Linked DNA regions of Mus musculus: all the other regions are linked to region 3. Evidence: chromatin loops called from intact Hi-C (ENCODE). Cell type or tissue: heart. All regions are shown on one strand. Region 1 has its middle 33 kb from the start of Cdnf. Region 2 overlaps Frmd4a (FERM domain containing 4A). Region 3 overlaps Frmd4a (FERM domain containing 4A). Region 4 overlaps Frmd4a (FERM domain containing 4A). Region 5 overlaps Frmd4a (FERM domain containing 4A). Region 6 overlaps Olah (oleoyl-ACP hydrolase).

Region 1 (5,000 bases), 950 kb before region 3:
CTTTGTGAAGCATGTTGATCTCATCGTTTAGCTAGCATTTGGATGTGGGCACCTAGTATTTTTATAACACACCAACCCATCTATCCCATGCCCTTACTTCCTTCTCACTATGACTAGCAATATTAAAGTCATTGCAACCTCTGGCACCAGGCTTTGGCCCTGTACTTCCCTACTGAATTATTGTAGAATCTACCTTTTGCCTAGACTTCCCTGACACCCAGACAACTGGCCATGGATGGAGAAAAGCTCCCACTCATGAGAACTGTCTGTAACCAACTCTGTGCCTCATCCTAGGGAGTCTTCAGTGAGTCTGGTAGTCCTTCCTTGTTTTCTGAGTTATTTAGCTCTCCTATACTCAGAGAAGACTGTTCTGTTTTATTAAAGGCGATGGTGTAGTGGCAGAAGGGAGCCTGGGTGGGCCCATGCCTAAGCATTCCCTCTGAGAAATCAGCTTTAGGATAGGCTTAGTATAAAAGGGAGTTTGTTTGGAACATAAGGAAGAGGGTAGAGGCAGAGAATGGGGCACAGAGAAGAACAGAGAGAGGAGAAAGAGGGAAAAGACCAGCTGGGGACAGGTGAAGAAGAGAGAGAATAGGAGGGGGAGAGAGAGGGGGGGGAAGGGAAGGGAAGGGAAGGGAAGGGAAGGGAAGGGAAGGGAAGGGAAGGGAAGGGAAGGGAAGGGAAAGCAGTCCTTATATGTCTGGCTCTTAGTACCTACCTGGCCATTGTTAGTTAACTGTTGGGCAGAGCCTAGAGGAAATGCTAACAAGGACCTTGTCCATATTCTGCTTTTTCCTGGAAGTCCAGTAGCTTCTGATTGGTTTGTCTCATTGATGATGTTTAGCTGATGGCCTTGACTCTAATTTAAAAACCAGAAGTCATCACAAAAGAACACCTTTGACTACTCCCACTAACTTCTCCCAGTGTTATGAGTGTGAGCTGTTTTCCTCTTATTACATAGCTGTGTTCAGTGATTTTTATTTTCTCTAAAACTTGTCTCAATCCTTCCCTCTCCTACAACTTGGGTCTTCTTCATTCTTTTTAATTCTTCTCATAAACATCTGAATATGCTCTATTTCTCCTTACCTATAGATAGGAAGAAAACAAAATCTAAGATAGATTCACCAATTCACTAACCATGGCCCCATGTCGCTACCTCACAGCAAAATATCTTGAATACTATCTGTATTCCCAGACTCCCACACTTGGAGGCAATGCTACCTTATTTAAGTATATGTGCCTATATATGATATAGAATGTATATTTTAACTATGTAGATATTTTAAAGTCTCAACAAGAAGCCATATACTGTCTTCTTCTTCCCCTTCCCCTTCCTCTTCTCTTTCTCTTCCTCTTATTTTTTTCTTCTTCTAACACTATCATGTTACTTTTAGAAATTTTGGAGTGTTTTACTTGTTGAAGTGTGAGCTTTGATGAATTCTATGTAAATGGCTGACTGGAGAGTATCTAGAGAAAACAGAATCTCAGGGAGAAGTGCTTGGATATTCACCCATTCTAAGCTGATCTGTCTAGTGGAACCAGATGTTCAGACTGGCCACTCTTTATTCATACAATGTTGGCCTTGGCCTTCACAATATCTTCTAGTATTTAGGCTGCTTTATTTCTCCAGTGCATCCCAAGAGCCTTCAGGATGAAGCTCATCTTTTTAGTGTGGCAGAGAAGGACCACTTTCCCCTCCCCTGAGGCTTACAGCCAGGATGCAACCTCTCACCTCTATACCTTTTAGCCATATGAAGGACTGGTATGTCTTAAGGGAACTGCACTTTCTTTGGCTTCTAGATTTCACTGTGTACTTCTACTTCTACATAGAATGTCCCTTCCCATCTCCATGTGTCCCTCTGTTTCTGTATAATTCATTCCTATGCATATCTTAGGACTCAGAATAAATGCCACGTAGTTTAGGAAGCTAAATGCTTCAGGGGCTATAGAAGAAGTTTTCCCAGTGTTCTCAGTGACACTGCTTCTAAAGTATACAAGCATCTGAGCCCATGCATTACCTAGCCTAAAGCCATTGATGCATCCCCTTAGGTAAGCATTTTGTCTTGTGTTGACTCCTTTGCTACCATAACCTAGATAAGCGATGTTATTAAGTTGGTATAATAACCTTCCCAATGCACAGATGGGAACATCTACTTTCAGGAAGATGGTGATGAAGGGGTTTGGGAGACAGTGAAGAGGAACTAAGAGGAATCTAATAGGTGTGGGGTACATCCTCTTGTGGCCTGTTAGCTTCTTGCTATGTGAGTCTTGAAGATCTCAGAGTAATCTCTGGTTATAACTAATTTAGATAAAGGAAGGGAAACACACAGGGAGGTTTCTGTCATCATTCTGAGCCCAGCTGTTGAAGGTGATAAGAAAGTAGTTTTAGTGAGACTGACTGATTAGTTACAATGTGTTCTAAGGGTGACTTAGAATCTCCCTAAGCCTTCATAGAGGGAAGCTCATGGAACCGCTAAGAACTGCCCCTTATGAGCTGTCCTTCAGTGATCTGACACACACAGCATGGACTGCTGGCCATTCTGAGTCACTCGTTAAACAACTGATAATTTGTATATACACTAGCATTCCACAACTTACACACACACACACACACACACACACACACACACACACACACACACACAACAATTGAGGGATGCATGTTTAAAATGAAATCATTTCATTAAGTTAATGAAATATTGGAACTCATTGATACTAGAAAAGCTTTTAGACATGTCTGATAGTAAAGATACAGCTTTAGATTTTTTGCTTTTCCTCTGAAGACACAGAAGCCAAGAGAGCAACACAGTTTGCTCAAGGACATTTTGTCATTTGGTGACAGAGCTGACACTAGAACACAAGGTCTCTGACTTTTAGCCCCCTGCATGTTTGAACACATCACCAAATCCAAGGAACAGCGCATAGTACATAGCCACCAGCAGGTGGCGGTCTGTCGAGCGGGCCAGCTGGTTTTCCCAGGTTTAGTTTCTTACTCTGTAGAAGCAGCAGGTGCAGTCTCAGTTGCTTTAGACATCTCTACAGATTTTCTCCTCTCTGAATTATCAGGGAGTACAGGACAATGCAGACAAAGAAACATCTTATCAGATAAAGGATAAGGAGAACAGATATAACAAAACAATATTTTCATCTTCTGGTTCACTGTGAATAAACATAAAAAACTGTTTTAGCTTAGTTGCTGACAAATTTTTTCTTACTTTTTTTTTTTCTTTTGGCACTACTGGGAACTGAACCTAGGATCTCATGCATTCTGGTCAAGCCCTCTCCCTGAGCTCCATCCTCAGGTGCAGTTGTGAATATCTTTTTTTTTTTTTTTTTTTTTTTTTTTTTTTTTTTGTGAATATCCTTAATACAGCACCAGCCAATTTCTTGCATAAATGAATAAGACACACAAAGCCCATTCTCTCTGAATGTGCGGCACATGCCAAAACCTGAGAGATTGATTATATGGTTTCAGTTTCTTAAAATTGCATGATTTTAAGATGCTCCTGCCTAAGGTGAAATAACAGCCTACCAGGACAATGATGAGTTTCATCAGTTCATTTTCCCCTATGTGACAGAAATTAAAATTTGCCATCTTGCCATAATGTAGGCAGTCATACATGCTGTTTGCCCCTCTGGAACAGTTTTATGTGACTCTTGCTCCACTGTGCATCTCAGGAAGCTGACCTTTGCGGGCTGTACCTACTGGATTCCTTTATCTGGTTCCTTGTTTGGCTTGAGCAATGAGGGGGCAGCAGTTGACCAGTAAGCAGCCAGTCAGTCAGCAGCCTGCTTCCAGAGTTCCAGCTTTCTGTCTCTCTCTTTGTACCCTGCTCTTTCCTCTCTCTTTCTGCATAATGTACATGTATGTATTTATGCATGTGTGCATAGTCATGTGCTATGGCATACAAGTGGGTATCAAAAGACAACCTCCAGTGTCAACTTCTGCCTTGTTTGTGGCAGGGTCTCTTCTTCACAGCTGGCAATGTTAGGTGGCTCACAGGTTCTGGGGCTCCTCCTGTCCCCACCTCCTATCTTGCCGTAGGAATGGTAGGATTATGGACACACACCATTGCATCTAAATATTCCTGGGCTCTTGTGATCTAAACTCAGATCCCCACATTTGTGCAGCAGATGCCATCTCCCTGACCCCAAGTTCCAGCTTTGTGTACCTGGGTTCATGCCACCCTCCCCACGGAGTTCCCATGGATAGGAATGCCTTGCCTACTAGTTTTGGTTCCCTTATTCTGCCTATATTTATGGGTATAGGCCTTCACTATGCTTTATTTATTTTAAATTATATATATGCACATGCATTTGGATATGAGTATGTATATGGGAGTGCAGGTACATGCAGCAGACAGATATGAGTGAGGGATCCCATGAAGCTGAAGTTACAGCCAGGCATGACAAGTGAGTTCTGGGATCTGAACTCAGCTTGCTTGGATACCAAAGCAGTATGTACTTTTAATCCCTAAGTCATCTCTTCAGCCCCATCATGTCATCTTTAATACAAACCTGTAGTGTGTAATCCATCACCTGATGCCAATGGCCTCAGAAGATATTAATGTTATAATGGCTGATCTTTCTCCCAGGAGAATTAAAACCCATTATTTTGAAGTAAATCTCAGATGACATGGGCATCTAATATTAGTTTTCTATAAATTCCATCTCAATCTGCATTTCTCTGTAAGAAGTATTTGTTTCTCTTCCCCATTTTATATTAGTATGTTCTATTGTTATAGTTTGGATGGCAATTCAGTTTTAATTGTATCATTGCTATTTTGTTCTCCTATTTTGTTCTGGAATGGCCACAGTAGACCCTTTCATGTTGACTCTTAGCAAGTCACAACTCCCTGTGTTCACATTGTAGTGTTGTTGCAAAATGATTCTAAGTTCATCCTGAAACTTTTTTTTCAAAGATTTTATCTATCTATCTATCTATCTATCTATCTATCTATCTATCTATCTACCTATCTATCTATCTGATGAGTACACTG
Region 2 (5,000 bases), 180 kb before region 3:
CCCTCTATGCTGTGTGGAATCATAGTGCTTTTGCTTCTCCCTGTGTGTTGTTTCTATTGGGCACGTTGGCACAATGAAAACACAGATCATTGAGGGCAGAGTCGGCGGGGGGAGGGGGGCCAGGTAGAACAAAATCTACCACTCTACAACTTCCTTTTTTTGGCAGAAGGAATTGTCTCAGCAGGTGTGTTGAAATGCCCCAGGGTAAGCTGAGACATGGGAATACCACAGCCTGAACAAGGCAGTACTTCTTCTTCCCAGGATGGCATGAATTCGTTTGAAATGTTAAGCCCTGACAGTACAAAGCCATTGTGCCTCACCCCATTGTATAATTGAGGGACTTGGAGTCTCAGCATACCCTGAAATGAAGGGGTTCTCAAGGGAAGCACAGAGATTACGCTGTAGGTGGGGTCCCCATTGGAACAGTGGCACATTGTCACAATGCGTCTCTCAGCATATTATGCACAAAAATCACTTCCCTGGGCAAAGCTTGCTGCCTCGGAGTGTGAGCTAGGGCCAAGAACCAATAGAAAGCTGCGTTTACAGAGTAGGAAGGTTGCTGTGTACAGTAGTGCTTTCGGGGGAAGCTGCTCGTTCCATTAGACGTGCTTGCCCCTTCACCACCAGAGAACCCACCTCAGTATCTCTTCCAGAGGAGCAGGGAACCATTGGCTTTACACCCCTCCAGATACACACCTTGGCTTAATGTCCAAGAACCACCCATTACTGGAACCTAGTATATTATCTTAGTTTTCGTGAGGTGGGGGTTGGGGAGCGGGGAGGTAGGGACAAAATGCAGAAGGCTAAGATGCTTCCACCACAATCAGGGTTACTCAGACAGGAGAAACAACACAGACCTGAGAGGTGATGCTATCACCTGGCAGTGTCTGAGAGCCCCAGACCTGGAGATGTGAGTTGTCACTGTCCTGGCATGTGTCTACCATGCCTAGCTATCCCGATACCCAGTCCCCATATTTGCACTTCCTGCAGAAAGTGCAGGAAGCAAGACAGGGCTCCCTGATGATTATCATGTGGCCAAGACACTGGCCAGGGATGGACACAGAGCAAACTTCCTGACTTCCACTGGAAGGGCCTCACTGCATGAACCAGAATCAAGGACCAAATATTGAGTTATACATTTCCTCTTCTGCTTCTCTCATGCACTCCCCAGACTTGGCCCCTGGGGGCGAGTAAGAAGGAAGATTCCGTCACTGGGCATCTGGGAAGCACAGTAAGGGTGTCCCCTTAGAGTAGGTACAATACCACCCCAATGGCTTGTCACTCACTGTGTCCCTGTCTCCCTCACCTCCTTCTGACCCATATACCTTCAGACTGATTCTGTCTCATGCCTTCAAGAACATGGCCAGCAGTAAATTCATGCACAAAGAAAATTATGAAGGGTAATTTTCCAGGGTTACATGGGCCAGCCTCGAGTTCAAGTCCAGACAATCTGAATCCAGAGAGCTCCCCAGAAGGGATCTGGGGTGAGTTGACACTGGAATGTCCCTTGATGCTGAAGCTACTGAGAAAGTATCCTTCATAGAGGAGTGGACCGCAAGAGTAAGCAGATCTTCAAATTACAGTGGCAATGCAGCCTAAAGATGTAGGCCTACAGTCCCGTCTACTCTAGAGGCTGAGGCAGGAGGATCACCTGGGTTAGAATCAGTGCAAGGCTAGCCTGGGCAACTTAGTGAGAGTCTGCCTCCACATTTAAAAGGCAGACAGAGGGCTGGGGAGGTGGCTCAGTGGCTGAGCACTTGCGTCGTGTGCATGAGGCCCTGTGTTCGTTCAGTCCCAGCAACATATACACATGCATAGAGTTTAATTTATGATAAACATGGATGTTTTCATGTATCTCGTGGTTGTCGAGCTAAAACCCCAATGTAACATAACTGCTGTCCTGTGTTCTCTCTATGATATTCACTGTGGGGCCACTTCCATTTCTCGGTCTCTTTATTTTATATTTTCTATATATTAAGGGCCTTCCTTCCCTGTTTGTTTTCTTACCCATCCCCCCATATCTGTTCCTGGAATCTGAACTTGAACTCTTTGTTTCATATGTCTGATTGGTTGGCCCTATTTACTTAGGTATTTGTGTGTTCACATATTTATTTATTACTGGGGATGCAAATCTAATTTTGATGCTGAGGTGTGGGTCACTGATAGAACGTTTGTCTAGCATGCTTGAGTCCATGTGTTCTATCACCTGCATGACTCAAGGGAAGGGAGGGAGGGAGGAGTGGAGGGAAGGAGGGAGAGAGGGGAGATGAAGGAGGAAGGGCCTATGGGGCCCGTAACACCCCCAGAGCAGAGGGAGAGAGGGGAGATGAAGGAGGAAGGACCTATGGGGCCCGTAACACCCCCAGAGCAGCAGAGTACTGGAAGAACTGGTGGAGATGGATATGCCACTAGGGGGCAGAAAAGACTCAGACCCCTGCCCCCTGTGCTTGTGAGATCTATCTCTACTAAAGTTACTTGGGGGTGGGGGCAGAGATTGTCATAGCTAAAAGCAAAGTTTCTGAAAGTCATTACCCTAGGCTGCTATGGTAAGCAGTGTTTTCTATGTATGAAGGAGTCACTTGGGATCTTGTCAAACACAGATTTCTCACAGGTTCCCAAGTAGGCTGGGGATTACAGACGATGCTTTAAAGTGGTCAAGGTCTCAAATATCACACATAAATCATTGTTCTCTCTCTCTCTCTCTCTTTCTCTCTCTCTCTCTCTCTCTCTCTCTCTCCATCAACTATCAATAATTATCTTTACTATGACTAGCTTATATGACCATTCAGGATGAGATCAGTAGCAACTGTGTAACTCACCCCATGACAAATAAAATCCACGATGCTGGTTGGTGGTCATAGGTAACCAGAAGGGACTCAGCACACTGAGGTGGCCCTTTCTGAAATGCATTACTTCCTTGGATACTGTGGACACTTAAGAGTGTTCCCTCCCTCTCTAGTGCCCACCAAGGTCTAGGAGACATTCCTATGAGCCAAAGTAGGAGGGAACCATACAGACCTAAACCATCTAAAGCCCAGAAAACTCCGGAATTTTCAAAAGCAATCGTGGATCTTTCCAGATTCTGTCTAATCTTACAGAAGTCCTCAACACAGATTAGAAGCAGACTGTGCTTGCATATATTCATCTCCTCTGTATATTGAACAAATACCAAATAAGTAGGCTTGAGACTACACATTAGCAAGCTGTCACGTTAGCTCCTAACTGCGTGCATGCATGCGTGCTTGTATGCTTGTGTGTATGTGTGAATGTGCATGTGTGCCTCTGTGTGTGTGTACACGTCTTAGCATGTGCACAGAATTCAGATGGACATTGGTTGTTCTGCTTTGTGAGGCTCCCCTTTATTCCCTAAGATGGTCTCTCCCTGAGACTGAAGCTCTCCATTTCAACTGAGCTGGCTGGATTCATGGCTGGCTGAGATTTCGTGGTCTCTGTCCTCCAACTCTCAATTGGAGACACTCAGATCCCCGCTTCTATGCGTGTGCTGGGAATTTGTCTGAACGCAGGTCCTTATGCATACACGGCAAGCACTCTTACCCTCTGAGACATTTCCATAGTCTTTCCATATCATTTTTTTATCCTGTCCCCAATATACTTGTTTTTGTTGCATGGAGAGGAGGGGAAGGGAAGCCCTAAGTGTTTGTTTTGCAGTCACAGATGACAGTAAGTCCTCTTGCTTTAGGGTGTAATTCTTTTTTCCTCTTTCCTTACAGCTGTGACCTAGTTAATTGTAGGTGGGAATCAAACGCCCAAATCATCAGGCTTTTGGCTTGGCTTAGGATCTTGCTGTTAAGTGGTAGGATGTCCTCCTTAATGACAGGAAGTCGGGTCCCCTGATCAGCAACATTTGTGTTCTTTGAGCTCAGAGATAAAGAACTGGGTGTATAAGGCTGTGGTTTCCTTGTGGTCAGGGACAAGAGTCAAGGGATAGATGAGTCTGTGACCCATGGATGAATCACTCCTGCCAAAACAGTTGAAATGTTCATCTCAGTGTTCTGGCCTGGAGTCCTCCAGTCCATGTGGACAAAGGAGAGAATGACTCACTCACTGTCCTTTTATGGCTTCATTGCTAATGTTGAGCATCCTATAGACCAGAATATGATATCATTAAGAAGCCACTTTAGCCGGGCGGTGGTGGCACATGCCTTTAATCTCAGCACTTGGGAGGCAGAGACAGGCAGATTTCTGAGTTCGAGGCCAGCCTGGTCTACAAAGTGAGTTCCAGGACAGCCAGGGCTACACAGAGAAACCCTGTCTCGAAAAACCCCCAAAAAAAGTGAGTGACGACTGTAAAGGCAGGAATGTAACACAAATAAGCCAGGTGTGCTGGCACATGCCTTTAGTTCCAGCACCTAGGAGAGAGGCAGGTATCTGTGAGTTTGAAGCCAGCCTGGTCCACAAAATGAGTTCCAGGACAGCCAGGGCTACACAGAGAAACCCTGTCTCGAAAAAAAGAAGAAGAAGGAAGAGGAAGAAGAAGAAGAAGAAGAAGAAGAAGAAGAAGAAGAAGAAGAAGAAGAAGAAGAAGAAGAAGAAGAAGAAGAGGAGGAGGAGGAGGAGGAGGAGGAGGAGGAGGAGGAGGAGGAGGAGGAGGAGGAGGAGGAGGAGGAGGAGGAGCCTTTAGGGCTGAGGATGTTGAGTGCTCATTTAGCATTCGTGGAGCTGCAGGCTCTGCCTATCCTTGCATGATTTAGTCATGGTGGTATATACATATAATCCAAGTTCATCTTCAGTTACATATAGATTTTGAGGTCGGCCTGGGCTACATGAGATCCTGTCTCAAATAAAAACAAACAAACAAAGGAGGAATTGTTGAATAGTTCAGTTGGTAAAGATTTGTCCTGCAAACATGAGGACCTGAGTTTGGCTCCCAGAGCCTATGTAAAATCAGCTAAGCATGGTGGTATACTCCTATAATCTTATCAATGGTTAGATGGTAGCAGCCAGATCCCTAGGGCTCATGGGCCAGCCAGCTTAGCCTA
Region 3 (5,000 bases):
AACAAACTGAAATAAACAATAGGAAATCGACAACAAGGGACTGGCTATTATCTAGAAGAAGATTCTCTGGCCCTGAAGATGTCTCTCTCCGTGATTGAGACTATAGTTGCTACTTCCTGTTCCTTGAAAGGACAATGGTGTCTTATTGGAGGTGCCTAGCTAACCCGACCTTGCCTTAATTCAGCTGGGTCCCTGGTTACAAAGTAAAGCCTCTGAAATCCTAAGCATCAGAGGCACTTGGCTGCAGAAATCCACAGCTTACCATCCACATTATTATCACCCCCTCTTCACCACCGAAAGTCAGCGTTCCAAATGTGACATTTGTGTTCATTACAAAATGAAACCACTGGCCCGTTTAATTAACATTTGCTGTAAATATTCAGTGGTTCCCCAAGTGCCAAGAGGTAGCTAGCTGCAAGAGTGGCAGCAGGGCAGGGGCCTGGCAGAGCTCTCGCTGGCTGACGTCATCTGGATAGAGGTCAGTGTGTTACAGCCTTAGCTCATAGCCTCTGTGAGGTAAAAAAGAGATGCCATTCCCCAAGGCTGCAGGCAGGTCTAGATGTATAATCATTCAAGCAACCAGAATGGAGTACATACCTCAACTTCAGACTAGGATAAAATACTGAGTCCCGAGTCCTCTGAGCTGCTGTGGGTGTGACATGGCTCCTGGAGGTTACCATTCTGGCTGGCTTTGACCTCAGCCTAGACGGTTGCTCCTTTCAGCTCAGAAGAAAGCACTAAGATTATCCCTGGTGTGTGTGGAAAATAACTTATTTTAATATGTACATTTTGTGGGCTGGAGAAATGACTGGCGCGGGGCGGGGGAGGGGGGGAGTAAGACTGAATAAGCTGAGGGCATGGCCAGCTCAAAGGTATGGTTAAGGGGAAGGGTTTATTATAGGTGTGAGGAAGAAAACAGCCAGAGGCATCTGGAAGAGCATAGAGCAGAGAAGGCAATAGAACACGACCAGCAGACTGGCTTTGACCATGGGGTTAGAGGAGAGAGAAAGAGAAGGAGAAGACCAACATGGAGCAAAATGGAGAGGGGGTGCTGAAATAGCAGGGCTATAAAGAGAAGTGAGTATCTGGGGAGGGAAGCCCATGAGCTAAAGGCAGCGCTGAGAAGAGCCAGGATGCTAGCATGGACTCTGAAATGTGTGCTTGTACTTGTGATGCTGGGAGCCTGGAAGCCAGCGTGCACTTTAGTATATGAGTAAGCACCACAGATGTGTGCCTTGTGCCAGTGATAAGGGGATGGCTCTTTGGTAGAGAGGGAAGCAGCTTCATGGGTTCCTGGGGAATGCTGGCTTTTGTCTAGCCACCAGAATTCAGGGAAATGGAGTTTCCTTTGGGCCTGACAGCTGCCAGGCCTGGTGACCTGAGTTCCCTCCCTGGAACCCAGGTGGTGGACAGAGAGAGATGACTCTGCCAAGCACTCCTCTATCCTCCACAGACACAAGTGCATTCACACACAGGGAGGGGTTTGCCTTGCTGTTCAAGTATGATGAAGCCAACAGATCAAGGGTTGAAAGTGTCCTGTGACAGAGCCCAGGAGAAGAGGTGATGTCACATGGTGCCGGGAGAGTTGGGAGGCAAAGGGGGGAAAAGAAGGCAGTATCCTCTACTGGGCTTTCTATGGAAAGCCACTGCCGCGCTGGGAAAACAGGCTTGGGATTGGCTAATTTAAATGACTATGATTTCAATGGGCTTTCCAACCTAGGGCCTTTCCCATGTCATCTGGAACATGTCTCTGGTCAGAAAGGTAGGGGACCATGAGAGAAGAGATGGTGGCAGCATTTGAGAGTCAGTAGAGGTTGTAGAAGTGAGACTTTGGGCCCCTTAGTCATATTTGAGAGTTAGAGCTCTGATGGCCATGGGTAGCTTACTAGCTGTATGAACTGGCTGACTTTGAAGCCAGCAAGGCCCAGACATTCACGCATTGTAAAGATACGGTTAATGCCGAGCAGACTTGGGGTTGCCTGTATAGACCCTTGCAGCGGAAGATACATCTTTTGTTTTCCCTGGACTCACTCAGAAACTCAGAAGGTTCTTTGTAAACTGTTTGAGGAAGCCATCCCTTCCCTACATGGGCAGTTAAGGAGGAGCAACAGTGCCCCCTACTGACACAGAGGACCACAAACCAGATGTTCATAAAAGCACCAGACCTAGTTTTTTGGAGGGGGAGAGAGGAAAGGGCAACCTCAACTTTTCTTGCAAACCATCGAGTCCCCTCATTTCCCCAGAAATCTCTTCAACCTTGTGCCCGGCCAGGGTGGGAATAGAGATGTCTCGGGTCTCTTTTCATCCAGACATTTCACTTCAGAGTTTCCTAGCACAGATCGAAAGTTCAGGATGAATTAAACGCCCAAGGTTATGAACAAACACATGCCAGGCCCCAAGCCTCCAGGATTTTCCAGTCTGTTGTCTTGGTGATAAAGGTTAACAGGAAACTGCTTTCCGATTTCTGTCAAGAGGAGGATTGCTCTCTCTCTCTCTCTCTCTCTCTCTCTCCCTTTCCCCCTCCGCTCCCCCTCCCCTCTCCCTCTCTTGCTCTCCCTCTCTTGCTCTCCCTCCCTTCCACCTCTCTCCTAGCCATGCTTGTCATTTCTGCACCTCCTTGGACTTGACTGCCAGATGGTAGACGTCCATGAAAACGGAAGCGGGCGCCTGAGACAGCAGGGCTGCCGCCTCATTTACTTCTCCATTACCGCAGCGCGGAAGGGAGAAGTGGAGTGTTGGGCTCTTAGGAGATAGTCTTCAGGAGAAACCTGGGGCTGAGGAGGGGGGCTGAGGAGGGGGGTACACAGGACATCTCTGTGCTTTAGTTGAGGACTAAGGCAAACGGGATAAAGACACAGGACTTGGAAAACTGGGCTATTTCAGACCCCGTGGGCTTCCACTCAAACATTACTATGGCGATAAGCCTTCCCTGCCAGGCTTGGGAGGTCACTGGTGGGTTTTTGTCATTAAGAGACAAGCAAATCAGCAGCCATGCTTTATCCACTTTCTGTGTAGACAGGGAAAGACAGGAAGTAGCCTGAAACCTGGCTGTGTTGGGGGGTGAGACCCCACACCTGAAGTTTTATGACATTTTGCTTATCATTTGTTATTTCTTTGTCCTTACTCTTTCTCTGCTGATGTGGCTTAAATCTGAATTATACACACGCACACACAGATAGATACACACAGATGCAGACACATGCACACACACATACACACAGAGAGACACAGACACACATATACACACAGAAAGACACAGACATACAAACACACACACATACACACACAGAAACACACACACAAGCACAGACACACACAAACACACATGTACACACATACACACAGACACAGGCACACACACACATACACACAGAGAGATACACACACACACAGATACAGACACATGCACACACACATATACACAGAGAGACGCAGACACACACGTACACAGACATACACACACACATACACAGAGAGATACACACACAGACACATGTGTAAACACACAGAGAGAGACACAGACACACATATACATACAGAAAGACACAGACATACAAACACACACACATCCACACACACGCACGCACACACTCACGCACATACGTTTGTTGAATGTTCGGACCCAACTGGTGCTGCCATTTGGGGACATTGAGGAACCTTTGTGACATGGGACTTATCTAGCAAAGGCAGGTTGCTGGAGGGAAACCTTGGAGGATATATTTGTCTTGGTTCCAGCCTGAGCTCTGTGCTTCCTAAACCATCCACGAAAACATGAGCAAACCTTTCTGAAAGCCCCCTCAGCTGCCACACTGTCCCTGCCACGCTGGACTGGTGTCTCCAAACATCAACCCCAAATGAGTCCTTCCTCCTTTTCATTGCTTCTGTGAGGTGTTCCTTCACAATGACAAGAAAGTAGCATACTACCCCTTAGGGACTCTGACCAAGGTGGGACAGACTGAAGAAAAGCTGAGCATCAAAGTTAGCAGTTATGTCAGGCTCTGTACTTGATCTAGAGGCACAAAGATAACAGTGGTATGCCCCACCCCTCCTGGAGGCCTGGGTTGTCAGAAATGACAGGGCTGAGGGAAGTGTACTGAGCAGTGCCCCAGGAGCTCAGGGGAGGGGCTGTGCTTGCATATATGGTGGAGCTGGGGGTAGGGGAGCAGGAGCTATAGCAATGTCCTCTGCGGGGTGGCTTGGGCAGAAGCACGGCTGTCAGGTGATCTCTGAGCCAGCATAAACTTCCAGGAGTGCAATCCCATACTCACCCAGTCAGCCATTACCCCACTGTGTCCATGTCTCACTATCAAAACGGAACACAGTACCAGAATAATAGCAGACTCCCCCGAAGGCTAACGGTGACTTTTCCACTATGTGATAATTTGAGTCTACATTTGTGGAGTCTGAAATAGCTCAATTTTCAAAGTACTTCCCTGTCTGTGTTGCTTTTATTCCTCTCGTTTTCTCTCTTCTTTCCAGTTTGTTATTCTGCCTGCCCTTTAACAACGACAGCGCAGCTAGAGAACGACCAGTCCCCTCTGGCAGGCTTTGCACATGAGGACCATTCAGTAACCCTTTGGAATTTTGCTAACTCTGACTTTGCAGTGAGTTGCTGTTGTCTGTTGATGGAGGTGACCGGCCTGTCTCTGAGTGACACCAGGTTCACTGGCACCTGCACACAGTCACCAGAGCAGCTTCTTCACACACATCGCTTGCTCGCTTAGTCTACAGACCAGAGAAAGGGTTCTGAGACTGGCCTGCCTGGCCTGGGTTTTGTGAGGAGAGATTTTTGCTTTGTGTGTGTGTGTGTGTGTGTGTGTCTGTGTGTGTGTGTGTCTGTGTGTGTGTGTGTGTGTGTGTGTGTGTGTGTGTGTGTGTGTGTGTGTGTGTGTGTTGAGATAAGGTTTTGTGTAGCCTAGGCTGCAGATGTAGCTCTTGCTATGTAGCTAAGGGTGACTGTGAACTTCCATTTCTCCAGCTGGGACCTCCCACAGCTGGAA
Region 4 (5,000 bases), 56 kb before region 3:
AATTTCATGCAGTCACATAAACTTGATCACTGTTAGCATGATATTTCCAGGCCAAAAAAAAAAAAAAAAAGTATGGCCGCATTTCTGCCATCGGATGCTTAAGTTGGAAAGCAGCTTGGTATTACTGAGTGAAATCTGGATGACTTTCAAATCCCGATGGCTGTAGTAAGTGAAGCCTGGCCCCTGGGAGGGAGGACGAGAAGGCAATGGAGCACCTTCGAGGGGTTTATCCTAAATGCCCAGGCAACATTTTGGCACCCATGTAGTTCCTTATGTCCTCAAGTCCCTCTAGGAACTGCTGGGTGAATATTTATCCACACCATGGGTGGGTACAGGTAGCACCTTGGTCACCCTTCAACCTGTAGTGTCTTGTTCTGTCATCAAAACATCCTAAAGCTGACGTATTTCCTAAAAGGAAAAACAAGACAGACCAGAAAACCTTCACTAGAGGAGATGCCACCCCATCTGTGTCCTGAAGCATCAGCATTCAGAGCTGGGACATCAGGCATGTTGTGTTCAGTTTGGCTTCTCGAGCTTTGTCTTCCTATTGTGGCTCCTTTAAAATTATTTTTTTTCTTCTGATTGGAATTCCTATTTGCAGGAGCATTTTAAAAGAAGAAGAGGGGGATGGGGGACGCTGGAGATAGTAATGCTTGCCTGTAATCTCTGCACTCAGGAGACACAGGAATATGGATGGAGGCTTGAGACCCAGCCTAGTTTACAGTGGCCAGCCAGGACTTCTTGGCCAGATCTTAAAACCAAACACAGAAAATGTGTTTAGTGCTGGTGAGAAGAACTTAAGGAAGTGTAGATGGATTTCCATACGCTGTCAGCCTATTGATGGGGCTTTGGAAGCTGATCCCAGGGATGGCTCTGGACCTTTCCACAATGGGCGTTTTAAAAATAGACTTCATTTTCAGTAGAATTGAATGGCGGAGGTGTGGCTCTTCCTAGCAAGGCTCCCTGCAGGCTTAGGATACTGGACCACATCCCACTGGAAAGGAAGACAAGCTCAAGGAAACAGACGTTGGCCTTCTCAGCCTGGACGGTCTCGTCTCTGCTTTTCCCATCACTTTTCATGAGTGGATATTTTGTTCTGCCAACTTTGTCACCTCACACAATAAAGCTTTACACACTGAAGTCCTCCCCGCCTGCACAGATGGCCACCATTCCCCGAGATTGCTGCTGTGTTTATGAAGCTTCAGTGGGATGGGAGGCAACATGCTAAGGAAGACCACATCTGTCCCCTCTAACCCAGTCTTTTGGTGGCTGGTGACAGAAAATTTCAAACTGTCTACTTCCTGTAAAATAGAGGAACCCGTGATTCTGAGAATCCCATGGTTCTGAGAATCCGGGAGACTCTAAGGAGTCTGTGTTTCCCAACAGAAGTTAGGAAGGTAACAAGACAGTGCTGCCTGCCATTACTTTGTGCCCCTACTCTTGAACAGGTCCCTAGGGCAGGAGCTTCCAGGGTCCGCAAGCCCGTAAGGCAAGAGCATTACTCACTGGCCTATCTCCCCAGCCCTTTCCTTTGCTTTGAACTCAGTTTCTAATCTAGGCATATCCAACCTTTTGACATCATGACATACATGGTCATCTACGATGTCCACATTCAAGAACCCCGGCATGGAGGGCACTAAAAAAGAAAACCACCAGTTCGTAAAGTGTCACGGCTATCCTGAGGTGTCTCTGGTAGCGGTAAGGGCTGCCTGGTATGGCAGAAGGGTGAGGTGACTGTTACCATTCTTGCTTTTCTCTGACACAGACACTAGTGTGTATTGGTCTTAAGGATTAAGGAAGTTAACGTGGGCTTTAAGTAAAGTAGTACTTGGAGACAGAGTTGACACGCTGCCTACTATGGACTAGAAAAGCAAGTGTACAACTAACTTTTTAAAAATATGTCTGGCTCTAAGAGTGCCACATAGAATAAACAAGCAGACTTTGTCCATGCATGCCTACATACACATTACCCTCACAGACACTTCACAGATAACATCCTCTAAAAAATGTAAAAGGATTGGTTTCTCCCGAGCAAACCAGAAACCAGGAATTCCCTCAAAGCACATGTTGCCAAAAAAAAAAAAAAAAAGACAAGACAAGTTGATTTCATGTCTTCTCAGCTGAACAGGGTAGGCAGGTGGTATCTTCTGATTGGCTGGCTGACCCGTCTGCTGAAGTCTGGCCCGTATCTGCCATCTGCTTCCTTCTGTGCTCCATTCACCAGGAGTCCCTGCCTCAGCCAAGGGCTAAGGATGCACGCAGAGGCAAGGAGTAGACAAAGGGACTCAGCATCATAAACCGTCTGTCCTGGATCTCTCAGGCCACCTTGTCAAGACGAGCCAGAGCGGGCGGGACAGCGCCGCCGTGAGCTGACCTCTACCTTCAGAGTGATTGCCAGCATCATTTATTAAGCTCTGTTCTGTGAAGCAGGCACACTACCAAATGAGCAAACCAGATGTCGCCCCAGCCCCTGGGGGTGGCCAATAATATTTAACATCTTAAAGGCACATGGTAAAGCAAACAAATGTGACGATAGAGTATAGCCAGATGACGTGATGGTAATTCCATATGTCATCGAGAGTTCATTTAACAGCGTGAAGGAATAGGAAACAGCTCATGAGGTATGCACGCACAGATGAATAGTTTCCCCTTTGGGGAGGAGCTAGAAGATGCCAAACCTTCCCCCCTCTCCAGCAAGGACTTTTAAAAACATTCGGGAGTGGGAGTGGGAGTGGGGGAGCTAGTGAGCTCTTTCTGTGCTGGAGGAAAACAAAGGCGGCAAAAGCCAGTCTCCCTGGGGGATATGAGACAGGGCAGAGTAGCAGAACATACCAGATTGATGCTACCATCTGGGAACTCCCTCACACGTATGTGGCTCCAGAACCAGACAGCTCAGCCAAGCACAAGAATGGAGGGTAGGCCATTCAGCATCTCCAGCCCCAGGGATGACTGGTCCAGGACCTTGGTTGCCTAGCAACACCACTATAGAGCTCCCATTCCCCCAAGCCCTCCTGCTTCCCCTTGTATGTTCCATTTCTTCATTGAAACCGATCTTAGCTTGGTTTACAAATCTACTCAATGAGCACTGCTGATATTTGGCTCAAAGCAGAAGTTGAAGGGGGAGTGAGCAAAGTAGGAGGAGGGTGTAGTAAATTCTTCTCCTTGCAAGCTAGCTAAAGTTGCTCTCTGTCCTTTTATTTTGGCTCTGGTTTTACTGCTAAGTCCCTCACAAAACCATTTCCACAGATCCTCTTGGGTAGGGCTGTAAGAGAACGCACAAAGACCCTCATGAGAGGATTTGAACGATGAGTTCCTTGCTAAGGAGGGATGAGAAGAGATGAGGTGAACAACAGAGCTAAGCCCATAGCCACACAGCACAGTTCAGCGGAATGTGAATAATTTTGTTGATAGAGGAGACAAATGAAACACACACACACACACACACACACACACACACACAAACACACACCTCTGTGTGTACCTTTAACAGAGGTTTGGAAATAGTGAGGAGAAGTTGGTCTTTGTGGAAAGGATTCGTGACAAAGGCACCCAGGGGTTTACACAGCTAGGGTTGATGCTGGTTTGCATGGTAACTCTCATGTCGACTGTGGTAGCTTGCCTACTCAGATACCAGTTTCCTAGGTATATTTGCTAGGTGACCAAAGTCCTGAACCAGTCATCCCTGGGGCTGGAGATGCTGGAGATGCCTACTCTCCATCCTGTCCTTCCCGTGCTTGGCTGAGCTGTCTGGCTGTAGAGCCATATATGGACTACAGAGACCTGGATGCTGTGGTGATCCAGCTCACCTTCCCTTTGGGCTAAGAATCAGTAGCTAGCGACCATCAATCACTGTTTAGATTGTGTCACTCTGTCTTAGTTACTGCTCTATTGCTGTGAAGAAACACCATGAACAAGACAACCTTATAAAGTATTTAATTGGGGTCTTGCTTATAGGTTTTGAGGATTAGTCCATGATCATTATGGCAGGAAGCAGACAAGAATGGCACTGGAACTTTACAGCTGATAGCATTACATCATGATCTGCAGGTGGAGGGAGGGAGGGAGGGAGGGAGGGAGGGAGGGAGGGAGGGAGGGAGGGAGGGAGAGAGGGAGGGAGGGACAGACAGACTGACTTGGCCTGGTGTGGGCATTTGAAACCTCAGAGCTCATCCTGAGTGACACACCTTTTCCAACAAGGTCACGTCCATTCCTACAAAGCCACACCTACCAATCCTTCCCAGTTTTACCAACTAAGGACCAAGCATTCAACTATATGAACCAGTGGGGTCATTCATATTGAGACCACCAAACACTCATTACAAGTTTAGCCACCAGTGGTTCTTGTTCACAAATGGGCTGTGTGTCACTGTTTACTCCATGATGGTGTAGACAGTTCTCCTCTTTCCAGCATTTCTGCCCATGAACCCTGTACTGTCTGATAAGGAAGGATCCTGGGAGACATGTGGAGGCACATGTATCCATTTTGATGGGACTTATCACATCTAGAATTAAGAGGGATGGAAGTCCAATTCCCAGGGGGAGACAGCATCCTCGAGTATGACAGTGAGTAGAGGAAGGGACAGAAAGTGGCTCACAGTTAGCGCAGAGTTTCTAGACTCTTCTTTCATTATACAATAACTTCTCAGCCCTTCAAGCAGTTCCCCTATCTCACTCAGCAGAGAGCTAAGTATTAACCCCTCCCGGCTGTTTGGACGGATTTCAAATCCTATAGCCCCTGTCACATGCCTCCAGCTGCTTTCGAGACTCTGTGACAGGCTCCCTGAGCGGTGTCTCCACCTCCACACTTAACCCCAGTACCCAGGCCCCTCCTCCTCACAACTAGGTATCGTCCTCTTGCATCTGCTCTGAGAAGGAGCCCCTGAGTCTCCAATCAACCAAGGGTCTGCACTCATGGCTCCTTCATCTGTCACTACCCTCCTCATCCCTACATTTTATCAGTTTTTCGCCTCACAGCCTTCCCTCTCCTGGGCAGGGGACAC
Region 5 (5,000 bases), 160 kb before region 3:
CCCACCCACGTGCCCTGTGCTATTGGTTAATCCTTGAAACAGCCCAGTGAGGTGCCTAGTGTTTCCATTCCACAGCTGAATACATCATAAAGACAATCAATCTGTCCTGGTCCCTTCAGGAAATGGTAGGACCAACTTCAACCTTGTCTAACTCCAGGATATTCCAGGAGGTTATAGAAGATAATAAAGGTAAGAGTTGAGAAAATAAAGAATAATAAATAAGATGCACAGAAGAAAGCTATGCCTGAGTATCAACCAAGCATTTTTTCTTTTAAGATGATTCAATCTAAGTAATATTAAGATTGAACTTCACCCATCTCTCCTTTTTTAAGTTGATTTATTAATTTTACATGAAGTAGTGTGTTGCCTGTATGCAGATCCCCTGGAACTGGAGTTACAGACAGTGGTGAACTGTCCTGCAGTTGCTGGAAATTGAACTTAATGCTATCATCTGCCCAGTCCCTTGACCTGCCTTAGTCATACAGATTGTATCCTCACTGCATTCCCAGGTTCCTTACTGTCCCTATAAGCTTTGGAATCTCACCTTTTGGTATACAATCTATTGACTTAGAAAGCAGGAATCTTTCTGAAACATGGTTGAATATAATTGTCAACCAGCCAAATGTGGTACTGCATGCTCTTCATAGCAGCGACCGCTCGAGAGGTAGAGGCATAAAGGGCACAAAATCAGGGCTGCCTGGGACATATGGCAAGTATTAGGCTAGCCTGATCTAATGGCAAGAAATCTATCTTCCTCCCCACCCCCCAAAAAAGCCAACCAAAGGGAAGCTGAGCTCACAAGCAGTTGCAACCCATTTACCTGACTGTCTTTCTCTTAGGTTAAGTTCTATGTATGGTTTATCCATCAAACAGCCTGCACAGTCATAGATCTTAAGGGAGAAAAAAAAAATGATACATGTTGCTGTGACCTCCTTTCTCCATTTTCCCCCATAATCGTGGATGTGGCTATTAAATCCATGATATAAGCTTCCTCGCTTTCTATCCCAACCTAAATTTAGTATGATTCCAAGGAAAATGGCCCGTGCCTTACAAGTAACCCAGAAAAATAGCCAGTGCTCCAGTGTTGATATAAAATTAAACATTTGGCTTCACCGTGCAGAAACTCCTGGGTTCTCCAAGTCTCGGAGAGTTAAGAAAAATCGTTGGAATGTCATGGGGATACTGGCAACGGACTCTGGAGCTCTCTCCCCGCCACTTTCTCGCCCTGGAATGTTTCTGCCTCACACTCTTTTCGGTTTTGTCTGGACCTGCCAGAGAGCCAGCAGTGTGCAGGACTATAGAGAGACAAGGATAGGTGGTTATCTGCAGGCCAGGGTTTATTCCTCCCTGGTGCCTGCAGGGTCCCCAGAGACTGGGAGACGTGTGCTAATCCTTGCAAGAAAACAGTCTCTCCAGATTAGCCAGGGTAGGTAGTGGGAGAGGAGAGCGAGGGGAAGCAGAATCATTTTGACTGCATTTTTGCCTTGTCTGATTAGATCTCAGTGACTCTGGGACTTTGCATTACTAAAGGAACACAACCCCCGTATGTAGGCCTGGGAACAGAGGGGCCAGGGCAAGGCCTGGAGCTGGCATGGCTGCTGGGCTGTTGGGCTCTGAAGACGTACCATGTAGCTGGGACCTTGCTTGCCGGCTACTAAGGACTTGCAGGGAAGGAAACCTACATCGTCTGCAGCTGATGTTAAAACCGTGGTGCATCCCCAATGCTGTCTACCAGGTAGGACCAAAGCTCACTTTGCTTTGCTGTGGGGGAGGGGGACAGGTAACAGAGGAGGATCAAGAGTGACCAGCATCTTTCCTTGAGGCTGGGGAACACCTTGCCATCAATTAGGATCTGGATAACCTTAATGGAACATCCCTTCCTAGGTGCCTGGGCCCATGTGAGGTGCTCTAAGTTCAGTCTGCAAGGTGACCCTATAGAAGAGGGTCACCAGCTGAAGGACGGGGTTATTAAAGAATGCATGTTGCTTTAAATTCATCTAGCATGCAAGTGGCAGAAGCCAGTGATTTAAAGCATGGTATCTCTGGCTGTGGAGACTAAGCAAGTGCTTTTTATGGGTTCCAGATTCCCAAGCAAGGTCTGATGTTTTCTGAGCAATGTGCACACAAGTTACATGTGGTGACATTCTTGGGTAAGAGACAGATGTGACTCTTCACAGCAGAAGGCTGAGAGGCAAGAGCACCAAGGAGGAACCCTGGGGCTTTCCTCAGCCCCTTCTCCTTGTGTTGGCTCACTCACACAGGATTCTCTGGAATCAAACACTTGGACCCATGTCTCACTCAAACCTATGAGAAATTTGCTATTGGGGTTTTATCTCATGGATGGGACATAGGTTTGTGAGGGTGCACCTGTGTATATGGATGCATGTAAGTGTGGTAGTCAGAGGACAACCTTGGATGGCCTTCCTTGGGAGTTTACCTACCTGCTGTTTGGAAGAAGTCCTCTTCTGATCTGAGGCTCGCAGATTTCAACTGGACTGTGTAGCCAGGGAGCCTCGGGGATCTTACTTTACCTCCCCAGTATGGGAGGTTACAAACATGCTACCACACTTGGCTTTCTGCCTGTGTTCTGAGGATCAAACTCAGCCCCAGCAAGCACTTTCCTCGGTGAGCTATCTCTTCAGCCCTTCAGTTTCCTTGTTTGCAATGGTGGGAATGGAACCCAGGGTCTCACAGACTAGGCAAGCATTCTACCCCTGAGCATCAGCCCTGGCCCAAAGATGACACTTTGCACAAGAGGCTGATACTTCACAGTCAGTTGTCTGGAAATGTGGAACACTTCCAAAAGGAAGACAGAAGTATCTGTTTCCTGCAGCCACCAACAGTTCAGATTGGTGGCATTCCCACTTGCCAGGGAGGTGTCAGTCCTGAGATCTCCAGCCCACCCTGAGAGGGACCAGTCTGCTGGAGCTGGGGGAGGGAAACCAAATTCTTCTGGCTTCCTCTTCAAAGGGCAGTCACAGACTTCTCTTTGGCTGACAGCTTTTTGCAACCCAGTTTATTTCATTAAGTCAACTTGAGCAGGCTTGGCCTCTTTCCCCGTTTGCTGGCTCACCACGCTGTTTGGCATCAGGCAGACACAGCTGGATTTGTACTTTCTAGGTGTGATGTGGCGGTGTATAATCCCCTAATGAACCACGATGTTTAAATAGCTCCAGGCTTCATGCTCCTCTCCCCACATACAATGTCTGGGGGCGGGGGGGGGGGGGGGGTGCATCAGGGACAGTTCCTTGGTAGCCAGGCCCCAGGTGCTAGATGGCTTTCATATGGACACTCCCTCCCCGTCCTGGCCCCTTCTCTGATTATAGACACAGTTTCTGGAGATGCGCTTTTTCTGGAATTCTTGTCCTTGAAGGAGGCATACCTTTGTAGTAACCTTTGTGTTACTAGAAACAGCAGCTATGTCACCAATAAATCTTGTGTAAAATAAACTTGAGGAAAATCTCTCAAAAATGAACAACCATCATGGGAAAAAAAAAAACCTTAATCTTTTCAATGACAAGTTATGAATCTAAGGGAGTTCTGGGGGACCACAAAAACAAAATGTGCTGAGAGACTCAAGAGGAAGGGGAAGTCTGCAGGTTGATGAAATCGGAAGCTTTCCTGAAATGTTACTTTCCAGGCCAGTGCCGCCTCGTCTCCATCCTGGCATTTGGAATGATAACTTGGTCTAGATAATTCTGTCTCTGCAGACATTGCTGTGATTACAAATGAGATTGGGGACCCGGCTCCTGGCCTTTAGCAAATCTTCTCTTACCCTCTTACTTCTCTTTTGTCTTGTCAGGTTATCACCTGATATAGAGCATTGGGCTTCAAAGGGCTGGGGAGATCATTTGTTTGGTAACGTGTTTGTCACACTGGCATGAAGACCTGAGTTCAAGTCCAAGGATCCACATAAAAAGCCTAGAGGGGTAGCATAGGGTTTGAATCTCTGCAATGGTGAAGCAGAGACAGCCAGAGCCCTGGGTCTCACAGGCCAGCAGACCTAGTCTACTCTGGGACTTACAGGTCCTAGTAAGGATCTCTGTCTCAAAAACTAAGATGGGTGGCTCTGGAGGAACAATCTAATATGACCTCTGACCTCCACGTGTGTATGCACACATGTGCACATATAGCTACCCACATGTACACTCACATATACAAACACACAAATACAATTAAAAATAAAAGTAAAATTAAACTTCAAAATCAAGGGAGCTGGGTAGCCAAGCCCCTTGTTTCCCCAGAGACTTTTTCAGGCCTTCCATTAACAGCTGAAGTATATTGAAGAGAATATTGACTTATTAGCCGCCAGTCCCAGGAAAACATTCCCGTGTAACCACAATTCAATCTAGTCCAATTCAATTCAGCAGCCATTTGCTGAGTGGCAGTTATGTTACCTGAGCCTGTGGGCCTCTGGGACTGGAGGGCTGGCTTTCTTATTTGTCCCTGGTCCCTCCCTGGCCAAGCTAAGCTGGTTGGCTCAAGGAGAGAAGTCGTTTCTGATCTACACAGCCCTGTTTGCAACTTGAACTTGACTCCCATGAGTGGTCCCAGAAAGCAGTTGCTAGGAGGAAGGTCGGGATGGCAAGTCTAAACTAGTTCGCTAACCCCAGTCTAGGATAACAGGGCTTGGTTAGTATACTCCAGAGCCAACTGAGGGGGTTGGAAGAAGGAAGGGAAGCCAAAAGCTTCAAACCTGTGCTGGACCACGGGTGGTCCAAATGCCTTCCAGAATAGACTTATCAAGTCCTGGCAACTCCCACCTGCCCTGAGACCTTCATGTCCACTGGCCAGCAGAGCTGGCTTAAAGAGACATTGAAAATGATATGATCTTCATCCTCAGGAGCTCAAAGCCTCATGGGGAATTGTCAAGAACATGATCATTTCATTTCAACAAAAAGCAGCATTGAGAGACATTCAAAGAATAACTAACTGCACGAGAAGAATGTTGCCAAAAACCAAAAAACAAACAAACAAAAAAAAAACTCTGTTTTTCTCTC
Region 6 (5,000 bases), 1.1 Mb before region 3:
AGGAGAGCAACAGCCCAATCATTAGTACTCCACTCCCCTCTTCATTCCCCATCCCGGGAAAACCAGAACTTACGTGAGGGGCAGAGGCACTGGACACAAAGATATGCAGCGGCTCCATTTTATATTTCTCCTTTAGGTGCAGTGCAGTAATAAAAGCAATGTAGGATCCGAAACTAAACCAGGAAAGAGGCAAACATGATAACAGTGTTGGGAAAACTCACGGTAACCCTGTATCACAAACACAGCGGTAACTGTTGGGTGGGCAGAAGCTAAACTGGATGTTATCTGGTTTGCAGAAAGCATATTACAGATGATGCTTGTAAGCAGTGTTTCAAGCCTGAGAGGTGGTTTTGTCTGTGAAGCACTTGCCTCACACTTGTGAGGAGGACCTGAGTTCCAATCCCCAGAACCAATGTAAAAAGCTGAGTTCAGCTGCTCGGGCCTGAAATCTCAACAGTGCAAAAATGAGGGACAGAGATAGGAGGACCCCTGAAAAATCGTGGTCCTGCTAGCTTGGCCTCCGTGGTAAAATCTCAGGCCATTGAGAGATCCCATCTTAAATAAAAGTTAGCCAATAAAGCAAGGACCAACACCCATGGTCACCCCCCACCTCCCCATATATTTTAGGCTCATGCACACATCACACATACACTCACATATAACACACATACACACAGAGAGAGAGAGAGAGAGAGAGACAGAGACAGAGATGGAGACAGAGACAGAGCAAGCAAGGGTGGAGTGGGGAAGAGGAGGGAGAGAGAGGAGAAGGGGGGTAGAAGGTGAAGAAGGGAAAGAGAGAGAGAGGGAAAGGGAGAGAGAGAGAGAGTCTTGAAGTTAGTTTATATTTCTGTTGGCATAGGTGATTGCATACTGTGTAAAGATTATTCTTTTATTATCCAAATATGCTGGTTTCTTTATGATTACTATTAATTTAATATTTTATATGATTTTAATTATGTGTGTGCATACATGTCTGTGTGTGGGTGTGTTCACATGAGTGCAGCTGCCTATGGAGACCAGAAGCATCAGATCCCTAGGAGCTGGAGTTACAGGCAGATGTGAGCAAGTGATTGGTGGGAATCAAACTAAGGTCCTAAGCAAGAGCAGAACACACTGTTAACCTCTGAACGTTCTCTCCAGTCCTGCCTTCACTGGTCATTTAATCTCCATAGATAAGAACTACTCCCTCCAGCTAATTTAAAGGCCTAAGAAATTTGTCCAAGACTGTGGCCTGAAATTAGGTCTTGGTAAATACATATTATTTCCATACATATTTTAATTTGAAAAATAAATAGAAGGTTCTGATAGAGTCTTCCTTCTAGGTGTATCTCCTAACAAATGGAGAACTGTAACACCTGTGGTTGGTGATAACTATCCAATGTTCTGTTTTAATAGAAGAAAAAGCTGTGTCTCAAAAACACAAAGTAGGAACTTGCCTAAGTGTACTAGGAGAGTGCTTTAGCATTGAGCACCTATCCTAAGACTCACGCAGGTTGCTTACAAGATCTAAATACCTGTGGCCAAAAAATGCAAAAGCTTTGTCACGGATGATGGGCAACAGGGCAGTCACAACTTCCTCAGCTATCTGGTAGATGTCATTTGAGAAAGGTTCTTCAAATCGGGTTTCTCTCCCAGCCAGTCTTACAGCATGCACTGGAAGTTAACAGACAGGTTACACACAAACAGAGAAGATGGTTAACAGGTTAACTCAGACAAATGGATGGAAAAGCCTTAGCCCTATATTACACAATGCGACCAATTTCAAAGAAGCAAATCGTAGTGCTCTAACTTGGCATGGGGTCTGTGAGGCCAAGCTTGCTTGTCAGCTGGATTGGATCTGGGGTCCAGTAAGAGACACACTTCTGACATCTATGAGAGCATCAGATGCTACATCCCTGTTTCACTTCCTGCTCTGACTTTGTTCAACAGTGGTCTGTGATCAGAAAGTGTAAGCCAGATAAACTCTCCCGCCCCCTCAGTTGCTTTGGGTCATGTGTTTTATCACATAAACAGAAATCAAACTAAACAGGCTCCATCTCAAGTAAACAAAAGTATAACAATAATGTCTTTAAGATCCACTCGTACACAAATCATAGGGCTTTCTTCTTTTAGTGAATGGACAATTTGAGGTCTGCAGTAAGTACTGGGGGAGCCATAAGTAAAGGATTTAGAATTCTTGAGGGGACAGAGGCAAGCTGAGAAGACACTTCCAAGAAGACACCTTCCTTATAAGGGTAAAATGTCAGAAGAAAGAAATGGCTGGGGCAGAAATTCTATAGAAACGAAATATCAAACCATTAAGAAGACTATAGAACCAGCAACCTACAGAAACAAGGTGCCAATGTTTTCTCTAAACTGCACTTCACTGTATCAACACAAGAGGACACTCCTGAACTAAGAAACGGAGCTAGCAACTGGTTCCATCCCGAGGATGCAGAAGTGGCAGATCAGAGTCTCTGGCCAGTGAAAATACTCAATAAAGCTCTCATGGAGGAGGCAGGAGGGACAGGGGAGCAATGCCCCAAAGCAAATTAACTCCAAAAAGAAATGAAAAAATAATCACAGTAATCTGGAAATTTAAAGTTCTGACTAGGGGCTGGAGAGATGGCTCAGTGGTTAAGAGCACCGACTGCTCTTCCAGAGGTCCCGAGTTCAAATCCCAGCAACCACATGGTGGCTCACAACCATCCGTAATGGGATCTGATGGCCTCTTCTGGTGGGTCTGAAGACAATGACAATGAAATAATAAATAAATAATGAATAAAATCTTTAAAAAAAAAACAAGATAGAATAAAATTCTGACTAGAAACATCCAAATGATTGGATGAAGACTGCCAGGAAATAAAATGAATAAAAATACAAAAGTTATTTCAAAACTGAAAAAAAAAAAACCAAACCTAACCTCTCCCTGTGATAAACAGGGCAAAGTATGTATGGACCCAGAAAAGAGAAAGGAAAGGACTCGGAAAAGAAAACAAGGCTGCAAAGGGCCTGGAGCGCTGGCTGCCTGGATTCCCAGCACCCACACAATGGCTCACAACCATCAGTAACTCCTGTCCAACAACTTCTTCAGCTCTCCACCGGCATCTCACAGACATGGTGCCCAGATAAAACACTAACATTCAAAAAATAAAAACAGAAAAGAAACCTTAAACAACAACAATCAGAAAACATCTAAGAAAAGTAAGAGAACTTCCCTGTGAAAGAACTCAGATGCTCAGAGGGTAAGGGCCCCTTCTGTCTGATGACTTGACTGTGATGACTCCTGAAAGGTGTTCTCTGACCTCCACATAGGCTCTGCATCCACCACCCCCAAATAGTATTAAAAGTTAAAACAAACAAAATGAGCCTTCTTCAATAACTGCATCTCATCCAAAATCAGGTTTCTAGTGACTGGGAAAACTGACTCATGATAATTAAGTTAAAACATTAGAATCTAGGAGCTAGGGATATAGTTCAGTTAGCAAGGTGCTTGATGTGTTGTGCTAGGGAGGCAGGAAGCGAGAGTCCATGGGACTCGCTGTATACCAACCAGCCTAGCATTATCAGTGAGCTTGAGGTCCTGGTGAGGGACCCTGAGAAAAGAGGCAGACAGTTTCTGAGGGATAACCCAGAGGTTGACTTCTGGCCTAAACACACACACACACACACACACACAGAGAGAGAGAGAGAGAGAGAGAGAGAGAGAGAGAGAGAGAGAGAGAGAGAGAGAGCACATTTGAGAATTAAAGATAGAAAATATTTAAAACTTCAAATGAATACATCGTTTATAAGAGAGAACCAATCAGGGTGGTATTGGGCTTGCTGACAAATTTGAAACAAGACAACAGCAAATCAAATCTTGGCAGGGGCTCAAGAGGGTACAGACAGTAGTAACCTATGTCCTCTGTGAGAATGGCTCTACAGATGCAGAGATTTGTCTAGTCTAAAGTACTGTACTAAACGAAGGGCTCCTGTTCTTTTTCATTCTTTCTTTATTTGGGGGTGGTTACGGTTTTGAGAAAAGACATTTAGATGGTGGCATGCCACAAAACCAAGTTCTATGTTGTAATAGAAGAGTTTCAGGGAACACCAAGGGATTCATAAAAGATTGGGAAAGCTCTACCAAAATATGGTGTGATGGCAAATTTTGGTTGTCAACTTGACACACCTAGAAAGAATAATCTGAGTCATGACTTTCATCAGACTGCCCTATGGGGCATTTCAATGAAACATTTTCTTTTCTTTTCTTTTCTTTTCTTTTCTCTTTTCTTTTCTTTTCTTTTCTTTCTTTCTTTTCTTTCTTCCTCTTCCTTCCTTCCTTCCTTGTTTCCTTCCTTCCTTCCTTCCTTCCTTCCTTCCTTTCCTTCCTTCCTTCCTTCCTTTCCTTCCTTCCTTCCTTCCTTCCTTCCTTCCTTTCTTTTTTCTGAGACACGGTTTCTCTGTGTAATCCTGTCTGTCTTGGTACTCACTCTAGCCCAGACTGGCCATGAACTCAGAAATCCACCCACCTCTGCCTCCCAAGTGCTGGGATTAAAGGCGTATGCCACCACTGCGCAGAGAAACATTTTCTTGATTGCTAATTAGCATAGAACGATTCAGCCCACTCTGGGCAGTTCCATTCTTAGGCAGATGAGCCTGGGGTATAGAAGAAAGGTAGCTAAACATGGGCCTTAGAAGAGCTCCATAAGTTTCTGCTTAAAATACCTGTCTTGGCTTCCCTCAGTGATAGACTATAGACTCCTGTATGCTAACACAAACCCTTTTCTCTTCAAGTTGTCTTTGGTCACTGTGTTTATCACAGCAACAGGAAGCAAACTGGAACAGGTGAAAACAAGAAAAAAATCACAGGTTGTATTTAACATCTGACAAGGTACCTTTGGAGACAGAAGCTTCAAACATTTCTGAAATGGACTCTTAGTGGTTCTAAAGGCTGAATGCTACATAGCAATTGCCTTTAAACTGAAATGTTCCATCCTGGATAGGAACATCGTGGGGCTCCTTAAGTCTAAGGAAGT

Evidence for each region. Hi-C counts contacts between places; a loop is a spot of excess contacts. Peaks named below come from ENCODE experiments on the same cell type or tissue, not always from the same donor. Only the 100,000 strongest peaks of a DNase experiment are listed, where the experiment ranks them.
Region 1: a loop joins it to region 3, with 2.7 times the contacts of the local background. A loop is called at or near these places in 9 of 42 quality-filtered maps.
Region 2: it touches region 3 in a loop (7-fold over the local background); 23 of 42 quality-filtered maps call a loop at or near these places.
Region 4: a loop joins it to region 3, with 2.3 times the contacts of the local background. A loop is called at or near these places in 2 of 42 quality-filtered maps.
Region 5: a loop joins it to region 3, with 2.7 times the contacts of the local background. A loop is called at or near these places in 5 of 42 quality-filtered maps.
Region 6: it touches region 3 in a loop (3-fold over the local background); 3 of 42 quality-filtered maps call a loop at or near these places.

Annotation. Positions count from the first base shown.
Region 1 is chr2:3,543,830-3,548,829 of GRCm38, forward strand. No RefSeq gene overlaps it. Among named protein-coding and RNA genes, the nearest start is that of Cdnf, 33 kb to the left of the region's middle. In heart, a CTCF peak has its summit at 2,934 (motif pointing right); no DNase peak of the experiment used is centred here; H3K27me3 peaks cover 479 bases.
Region 2 is chr2:4,314,377-4,319,376 of GRCm38, forward strand. The region is part of intron 1 of Frmd4a (FERM domain containing 4A); the gene reads left to right. Among named protein-coding and RNA genes, the nearest start is that of Gm23691, 64 kb to the right of the region's middle. In heart, a CTCF peak has its summit at 2,402 (motif pointing right); a DNase peak (open chromatin) is centred at 3,915.
Region 3 is chr2:4,490,622-4,495,621 of GRCm38, forward strand. All of the region lies in intron 4 of Frmd4a (FERM domain containing 4A), which reads left to right. The region is part of intron 3 of Gm39751 (a long non-coding RNA gene); the gene reads right to left. Among named protein-coding and RNA genes, the nearest start is that of Gm39751, 21 kb to the right of the region's middle. In heart, a CTCF peak has its summit at 2,124 (motif pointing left); a DNase peak (open chromatin) is centred at 2,120; H3K27ac peaks cover 2,491 bases.
Region 4 is chr2:4,434,229-4,439,228 of GRCm38, forward strand. All of the region lies in intron 2 of Frmd4a (FERM domain containing 4A), which reads left to right. Among named protein-coding and RNA genes, the nearest start is that of Gm23691, 56 kb to the left of the region's middle. In heart, a CTCF peak has its summit at 2,455; DNase peaks (open chromatin) are centred at 1,033 and 2,383.
Region 5 is chr2:4,331,394-4,336,393 of GRCm38, forward strand. All of the region lies in intron 1 of Frmd4a (FERM domain containing 4A), which reads left to right. Among named protein-coding and RNA genes, the nearest start is that of Gm23691, 47 kb to the right of the region's middle. In heart, no CTCF peak of the experiment used is centred here; a DNase peak (open chromatin) is centred at 3,058; H3K27ac peaks cover 481 bases.
Region 6 is chr2:3,346,724-3,351,723 of GRCm38, forward strand. Olah (oleoyl-ACP hydrolase) reads right to left here. Exons shown (of 8, transcript NM_145921.1): 4 at 1,518-1,656; 5 at 74-173. Among named protein-coding and RNA genes, the nearest start is that of Acbd7, 13 kb to the left of the region's middle. In heart, a CTCF peak has its summit at 2,382; no DNase peak of the experiment used is centred here; H3K27me3 peaks cover 703 bases.